Regions from separate parts of the Homo sapiens genome. Here region 2 is linked to region 1. Evidence: chromatin loops called from intact Hi-C (ENCODE). Cell type or tissue: psoas muscle. All regions are shown on one strand. Links, peaks and the distances in the headings refer to the core of each region. The heading gives the core; the rest is flanking DNA.

Region 1 (3,519 bases), core at 1-2,500:
TATGAGGTTTTAATAGCATAAGTTGTAGCATCCTTAATGTGTTGAATAAGGCAAATTTGAAAAGACTGATGCTATGGAAAATATAACTTTAAGCATGAGTACAATACAAAGCTCATTACTAAATTTTCATACCAATTTTTATATTTATCACTGGCCCCAGGCTTCCCAAGTATTTAGGGTCAACATCTTTACCTTTGGTACCCAAAGTGTAGGTCTTAAAATGGCAGCATTTGCCTGGCACAGTGGCTCACGCCTGTAATCCCAGCACTTTGGGAGGCTGAGACAGGTGGATAACTTGAGGTCAGGAGTTCTAGACTACCCTGGCCAACATGGTGAAACCCCATCTCTACTAAAAATACAAAATTAGCTGGGCATTGTGGCGAATGCCTGTAATCCCAGCTACTTGGGAGGCTGAGGCAGGAGAATTGCTTCAACCTGGGAGGCGGAGGTTGTATTGAGCTGAGATCGTGCCACTGCACTCCAGCCTGGGTGAAAGAGTGAGACTCTGTCTCACAAAAAATAAAAAATAAAAAAAAATAAGGCCGGGTGTGGTGGCTCACGCCTGTAATCCCAGCACTTAGGGAGGCCGAGGAGGACGGATCACCTGAGGTCAGGAGTTTGAAACCAGCCTGACCAACATGGAGAAACCCTATCTCTACTAAAAATGCTTAATTACCTGGGTCTGGTGGCACATTCCTGTAATCCCAGCTACTCGGGAGGCTGAGGCATGAAAATCGCTTGAACCCGGGAGACGGAGGTTGTGGTGAGCCAAGATCACGCCATTGCCCTCCAGCCTGGGCAACAAGAGTGAAACTCCGTCTCAAAAAAAAAAAACGGCCAGGCTCAGTGGCTCACACCTGTAATCCCAGCACTTTGAGAGGCCAAGGCAGGAGGATTCCCTGAGCTCAGGAGCTCAAGACCAGCCTAGGCAGTGTAGCAAAACCCGGTCTTTACAAAAGTAAAAATTTTTTTAATTTGAAAAAATTAGTCAGTAGGGGGTGGGTGGTGGCAGGTGCCTGTAGGCCCAGCTACCCAGGAGACTGAGGAGAGAGGGTCACTTGAGCCCAGGAGTTTGAAGCTGCAGTGAGCTATGATCACACCACTGTACTCCAGCCTGGGTGACAGAGCAAGACCTTGTCTCTAAATAAAAAAGAAAAAGGAGGGAGATTAGGATTTTGCTTTGGGACTGGTGAAAGGAGGGCAGGAGAACTCTGAGAGATTGTTTCCTGAGGCCTGCCCCTGAGGCTTAACACACCTAAAAGACTGTAACAAGGGCTAGAGGAGTTATAAGCCAGGAACTGTGCAGAAACATGTATATATGTATGTTTTATATATGATAATATATGTATATTTTAACACCCCACATATTAAAAATCCAGATTTCCTTTGCCCCTGAAAGATCAGGAAGACTTGGCCACGCTGGACCTTCATTCTGCCCAGCAGCACTTGCCTTGGGCTGAACTGTTGCTGCCACCTCCTGGCCAGCTTCACTTCTTTCCTGCACTAGTGTCTGATTTGGATCCTGATCTAGATTGGTATGGAGCACCCTCTAATACATGTGCACAAGAGATTATATAAGGTGTCATGGATGCACAACAAAGGTGGTGACACTATTCCCTACAATCTGCAACCTTCCACCTGGAATGTATTGTCCATGTGGGCATCCAAGGCGACCTTTTAAGTCCTACAGGATAGGGAAGATTTTTCATGTGACACCTGTGAGGGAATGTGCATGTCCTTCCTCAGCCTTCAGCTTTCTGGAGTAGATAAGGGATTACTAAACCACTGTTTCATGTCAGTATCTGGCCTTATTTATTAAATCAGCAAAACAACACAAAACATGTCATTAGACACTAAGCTTAAAAATGACATTTCAGGCCAGGCACGGTGGCTCAACCTGTAACCCAGCACTTTGGGAGGATGAGGTGGGCGGATCCCCTGAGCCTAGGAGTTGGAGACCAGCCTGACCAACATGGTGAAACCTCGTCTCTACTAAAAATACAAAAATTAGCTGGGAATGGTGACGTGTGCCTGTAATCCCAGCTACTTGGAATGCTGAGGCAGGAGAATCGCTTGAACCCGGGAGGCAGAGGTTGCAGGGAGCTGTAATCATGCCACTGCTCTCTAGCCTGGGCAACAGAGTGAGACTCCGTCTCCAAAAAAAAAAAAAAAATGACATTAAAAAAAAATGACATTTCTTTTGAGCAGTGTTCCTTTGTATTTTAATAATCCTGTATTTAATATAGATTAAGTAAATATTTAAGTTATAATGGATGTCACATAAAATTTCCTTTAAAGATAGGTAAGAAGATAAAATAGATACTTAAAAGGAAATAAGGGAGTCAAAATACTAGAAAAAAAATCAAACACAAAAGGCGGCAGTAATGGAGAAAACATAAGTGAAAGATGCCGGACACAAAGGACCACATGTTTATGATTCCACTTATAGAAAATATCCAAAATAGACAAATCCATAGAAATAGGATCCAGGGGATGGGAGGAGGGAATTATTACTTAATGGGGGCTTCCCTCTGTGGTGATGAAAAATGCTTTGGAACTGTAGTGGTAACAGTACCACAACACTGTAAATGTACTAAAAGCTACGGAATTGTATACTTTAAAATGGTGAATTTTGGAAGGGGGGGGCAGGAAAATAAAATGGCGAATTTTATGTTATGTGAATTTTACCACAATAAAAAATAAACAAAAAGAGAAAAAGTTGCTTTACACAAAAGCATGAAGTAAAAATTACATGTGGTATGGTAAAATAGCACAAATCATAAAAGCAATCTAAGAATGCCTAAAATGGAGGGAATATTGCTTTAGCCAGATTACCTGAGAACGCAGTCCTCAGGTGGAGAAAGGTGTATCTGCCCTGCCCAACCAGCAGCAGGCAGGCAGGGGCCTCGCAGCCCAGCGCAGGTGCTGTTTAGAAAGGGGCATCCACATGGATAAAAGGCCCAGATTAAATGGGGCAGGATGATATTTTGAGATATCTGACTTTGTTCTTTCTGCTCTGGAATTTCATTCCCTGGCCCTGCCCCCTGCCTGCGGCAGCCAAGTTCATTGCCAGGAGAGGGAAGTGACAGAGCAGAAATCGGGAACAAAGGACTGTGGAAGAAAAAAAAATTACAGGTAAGTCATCTAAAAAGCAATAAAGTAACAGTAATATGAATAATGATTGTGTATACATATTTTCAAAACAACATCCTGATAAATCTCATTCTGATTCTGAAATTTAGGTGAGAGACTGGAATGTAGGCAGAACTAGGAACAAGGACAAACAGAACTTCTTATCACTGCAAAAAGGCTACTACCTAGAAGTGTTCAAGCCCAAGTTTTTCAAGCATAATGTTAACTAACCAAGGGCAGAGATACCCAAATGGATCCATCCCATCTACAATTAAACTAAGGACAGAATCACTTGAGCTCCTTCCAAAGAATGTTAAGTAAACAGATTTTATTCAATCTTTCCTAGAGTTTATAATGAACATTTGTTATTTAATATGGTAGTTATAT
Region 2 (5,324 bases), core at 1,376-3,875, 280 kb before region 1:
GGGAGGCAGGGTTATCCTTATGATCTATCAACCCAAAGACAGCAAGGTACCGTGAGGTATGTGTGTTACATCTTAACTTCAGACTGCTACCTGTAAGAGGGCAGGCCTTTATCTTACAGAAAGGGAAGGCATAATCCTAGACCTCAAGCCTGAGCAACATGGCGAGACCTGGTCTCTACTAAAAATACAAAAAATTATCAGGGCATGGTGGCACATGCCTGTGGTCCCAACTACTCAGGAGGCCGAGGATGGAAGGATCATTTGAGCCTGGGGAGCACAGGTTGCAGTGAGCCATGATCATGCCACTGCACTTCACCCTGGGTGACAGAGTGAGACCCTGTTTCAAAAAGAAAAATAAATAAATAAAATATCCTAGACCTCAGGAGGAAAGGGTGGTTTTAGACAAGAGTTGCTCAAATCAGTGTAGGAAGTTAAAAATTACATGAGTCGGCTGCTCTGTCTATGGAGTAGCCATTCTTTTGTTTCTTTACTTCTCTAATAAACTTGTTTTCACTAAAAAAAAACAAATTACATGAGTCAATGTTTCCATCTGATCAGTTTATAAACTATGCTATTCTCTATACTAAATTTCATCATAATCAGAGGAGCAATGCAGTGATAAAATTTTCATTGTAATACTATTTATTCTATAAGCACTTGAGGTATGTAGTCAATATGCAGAACTTGGCTATTTTTAGAAACAAGAAAATACTTTATAAAGGAAGGAACAGGTGGGGTGTCATGGCTTACGCCTATAATCCCAGCACTTTGGGAGGCCAAGGCGGGTGGATCACTTGAGGCCAGGAGTTCAAGACCAGACTGGGCAACGTGGTAAAACCCCATCTCTACAAAAAATACAAAAATTAGCCAGGCATGGTGGTGCACGCCTGTGGTCCCAACTACTCAGAGGGCTGAAGCAGAAGGATCATTTGAGCCCCGGGGATGGAGGTTCCAGTGAGCCATGATTGTGCCACTGCACTCCACCCTGGGTGACAGAGCAAGACCCTGCCTCAAAAACAAAACAAAACAACAACAAAAAAACCTCCTAGACCTCAGAAGGAAAGGGTGATTTTAGACAAGAGTTGCTCAAATCAGCGAAGGAAGATAAAAATTACATGAGTCAATGTTTCCATCTGACTAGTCTATAAACTATGGTATTCTACATACTAAATTTCATTATAATCAGAGAAGCACTTCAGGAGACTGAGGCAGGTGGATCACTGTGAGGCCAGGAATTCGGGACAAGCCTGGGCAACACGGTGAAACCCCGTCTCTACAAAAAATACAAAAATTAGCTGGGCTTGGTGGTGTATGCCTGTGGTCCCAGCTTCATAGGAAGCTGAGATGGGAGGATTGCTTGAACCTGGGAGGCGGAAGTTGCAGTAAGCCAAGATTGTGCCACTGCACTCCAGCTTGAGTGCTGGAGGGTGAAAGAGGGAGACTCCGTCTCAAATAAATAAATAGATAAATAAATAAATAAATAAATAAATAAATAAAGGAAGGAAGACACAGCAAAAATCAAAACCTCCATAACAAACAGTGGTTATATCGAGGTGACATAACTATAGATAATACAAATTTCCTTCTGGGCTTCCAATTGAATTTCTCAAATTTTATGCATATGTGAGCATACACATTACTTTTGGTGTTAAAAGAAACAAAAAAATGTCATTTTTAATGTGATAATCCAGGGGATCTTCCCTGCTACTAGCCCTGAGGTCAAATGAGTGGTTTATTGGAGACACCTTTCTATTCTACCGCATCTAGCATTTGCCTTGTGGTTTCTTGACAATTCTGATCTCTAGTTTTAGTGAGTCTACCAAACTTTGTCTCTGTGAGCTAACATATTTCTGCCCCGGTAAAAGGCTATGTTGGAGGCTTCCGGATTTTTTAACTTTTGTTTTCCCAGGCATGACAAAGAAATCTAAGAAAAAATAGTGCCATTGCTGACAAGTTTTTGCAAGTTTCTACAACACGAAGCCATGAAGCAAAGGAAAAGATTCAAGCATGAGACTCTGGAGTAAGAAGGGTTGTTAATTACATACCTTCAGATCAAGCTCCACCAATCTTCTGGAAGTAAACGGTTCTCAGGGAAATTGCCTGAAAACAAAGTTTTAAAGAAAGTAGAATCCTCTGTGTGCTCCAAGGTCCAAAGAAGCTCCCATTTGCTTGGGAAGAGACTTCAAGACTTGCTGGTTGTTTAAGTGAAAACTGAATCTTCAGGACTGGGTAGCCTGATACTAGTTTCCTGCTGATGTCATCACTGCTTATCTGCCTTTTTCCCTCCCCTTTTCCAGGGTTAAGATAACTTTGACAAACAGCGTCTCCTAAAGGCTAATTTACAACTTTCTCACTGTAGAGCTTGGGGTTTCCCCAGGTAAAGCAAAAGCTTCCTAGAAACGAACCCGTGGAAGCCACAAAGTGCTTCAGGCTTTCCTTTGGATCTCCATTTCCTTGGTAAGTCAAAAAGGGAAGCATCTGTTTTCCTAACCAACTCCTTCCCCAAACACACTTCACTTTTCAAATAAAGCCAAAAAGCTCATGAAATAGTTGTCGGCCATGTTAACCCTTTCTTATGTCCACATGCAAATAAACAATGGAGCGATCTCCACTTACCGCAACCTCTGCCTCCTGTGTTCAAGTGATTCTCCTGCCTCAACCTCCCGAGTAGCTGGGATTACAAGCATGCGCCACCACGCCCGGCTAATTTTTTGTATTTTTAGTAGAGACGAGGTTTCACCATGTTGGCCAGGCTGGTCTCGAACTCCTGAGCTTGTGATCCACCCTCCTTGGCCTCCCAAAGTGCTGGGATTACAGGCATGGAGCCACCGTGCCCGGCCCACAAATAAAATTTTTAAAAGATAAAAGAAAAGTGGGGATTCACTTTCAGTCTTTGTGGGAGAAATTAAGAAATAAAAAGAAAAAGAAAGGAAAAAAAAAAGAAAAGTGGGGATGGTGAATTACAAGCCCATTTGGAGGTACCTGCAAGAGACTCAACAAATTTGTGGTAGGCAAAACTGACAGTATGTGTTCTCACAGCACATTCAAACCAGCAGGAAAGTGAGACTTTGAAGACATTATTTCTAATCATAAAAACAATACTGCACACTAATATTGCAACTACCATGTGCCAGGGCATTTACAAATATTTACTCATTTCACCATCCCAACAACACTGTAAGATAAATACTATTACTATGACTGCTGCTTTAACATGTGAAAACTAAGGCACAGAAAGGTTAATTAATTTGCCCAAGGTCACACAGTGAGCGGCTGGAAGAGCCAAGATTTAAACCAGCAAGTTTGGATCAAAGTCACTACACTATAATTAAGCTAACTCAAATGTGCAGCACTCTGGAAAGAGGTACAGAGTCTTAGAAAGATGTTTTATCTATGGGGAAAAAAAGCAAGATTTATGATGCTTTGATTAGCAAATGTATTAAAATGTCCTTTCCATGTCCTAGGCATCATTCAGAGAACTTCTGTGCTTAAGAAAGACAAGTCCTGGGGCCAGGTGCAGTGGCTCCCGCCTGTAATCCCAGCACTTTGGGAGGCTGAGGCAGGCGGATCACGAGACCAGCTTGGCCAAGATGGTGAAACGCTGTCTCTACTACAAATACAAAAAATTAGCTGGGCGTGGTGGCACACACCTGTAATCCTAGCTGCTCGGGAGGTTGAGGCAGGATAATCGCTTGAAGGCAGGAGGTGGAGGTTGCGGTGAGCGGATATCACGCCATCACACTCCAGCCTGGGCTACAGAGCAAGACTCCTTCTCAAAAAAAAAAAGAAAAGAAAAAGACAAGTCCTGGCCAGGCACAGTGGCTCACACCTGTAATCCCAGCACTTTGGGAGGCTGAGGTGGGCAGATTGCTTGAGGTCAGGAGTTCAAGACCAGCCTGGCCATCATGGTGAAACCACATCTCAACTAAAAACATAAAATTCGCCAGGCTTGGTGGCACATGCCTGTAATCCCAGCTACTAGGAGGCTGAGGCTGGAGAATCGCTTGAACCCGGGAGGCAGAGGTTGCAGTGAGCCAAAATCGTGCCATTGCACTCCAGCCTGGGCGACAGAGAAAGACTCTCTCAAAAAAAAAAAAAAAAAAAACCTTCTTGGGAAAGGGGGGCCGGAGCACAGCAGGCTGGGTTACTCACTACCCCAGTTCCAGGGAAGGTGGGGCCCTGACCCTAGAATGCTGCAGCAGAGTGAGGAGGGGGCCCCAACTGACCATAAAGAGTGTAGGGACCACCTTCTTTGCCTGTTCTGTTGGGACCAGGCTAGTCATTATTTGTCCCAGCCTGGGGCTCCCCCTGTGGTTTCCAATTTGCAGTTACTTTAACTTAAAATATAAATATTATTTTCTGGAAAATAACTTAAAAAGGAAGAAAGACAAGCCGTAAGTCTTGGTCTTCTATTTAGTTGTTTTATTATAAATATTAAATTTATTGGGCCATTTAGGGAGGCAACTTATTGAAACTATCACTTTCTCTCACTCTGTTCATAAAGTATATTAACTCTTTCAACTTTGATTCAATAATATTAAATATTTAGCAGGCAATTCAAAGCCCTGAATTGGGCACAATTGGAAAGCAAAGTGACCTGCTTTCCATAGTAACTATGGCGACCGGTACTACCATTTCTAAACTTCTCTGATGAACTCATAACAACTCCCAGCCTTAGCTGGCATTATTATCCACATTCAATAGATGAGGAAACCCAGATTCAGAGAGGCAAGGAATCTTGCCACCATCCCAAAGCTATGAGCAAGAATTCAGGGCTCAAACGTGGGTCTCTCTGACTCCGAACCCCTTGCTCTTGATCCCCGGGCTACCATTGCCCGAATCTCAGTATGACATCGTGTAGCATCTGTAACTGCGGGCAGGGGGTGGTGATGCCACAGTGAGGCTTCACTTTGGTGCCACAGGGGCTTTAAGAAGGGACAATCAGTCAGACATTCCTTGGAGGAGGAAGTATTTGATCTAGGTCTGGAAGGTAAAGGTAGAATAAAGACCCAGGAAGTAAAACTGTAACTTTTATCCTACTGCTCCAGGGAAACATTTGAATCAGGTTACAGAGGGGAGATGGCGTGCAGTGCAGATATTTGTACTCAGCATTTTCTACTTCCTCCTACACACAGTTACTGAGGGCATGTTGATGGTGGTAGAATAAACACGTCTTACAATCTCTTTCCTGATTGGTTGCAGTCTACTGAGTGCACGTGAAGGGCCAATCAAAACCTTCATGGCCTTTTGTAGAGGTGGATGTCAACTACTGCTTTAGTTCCACATTAGTAGGGGGTAGTGGTAGCAGTGGTTGGCTTTCCTTG

Evidence for each region. Hi-C counts contacts between places; a loop is a spot of excess contacts. Peaks named below come from ENCODE experiments on the same cell type or tissue, not always from the same donor. Only the 100,000 strongest peaks of a DNase experiment are listed, where the experiment ranks them.
Region 2: it touches region 1 in a loop (4-fold over the local background); 96 of 110 quality-filtered maps call a loop at or near these places.

The regions. Positions count from the first base shown.
Region 1 is chr2:200,903,852-200,907,370 of GRCh38, reverse strand. NIF3L1 (NGG1 interacting factor 3 like 1) reads right to left here. Exons shown (of 7, transcript NM_001369441.2): 7 at 3,446-3,519. Among named protein-coding and RNA genes, the nearest start is that of NIF3L1, 16 kb to the right of the region's middle. In psoas muscle, for the core only: a CTCF peak has its summit at 1,476 (motif pointing left); a DNase peak (open chromatin) is centred at 1,450; H3K27ac peaks cover 303 bases.
Region 2 is chr2:201,180,030-201,185,353 of GRCh38, reverse strand. It overlaps CASP10 (caspase 10), which reads right to left and starts at 2,213. Exons shown (of 10, transcript NM_032977.4): 1 at 2,046-2,213. In psoas muscle, for the core only: no CTCF peak of the experiment used is centred there; no DNase peak of the experiment used is centred there; H3K4me3 peaks cover 1,587 bases; H3K27ac peaks cover 634 bases.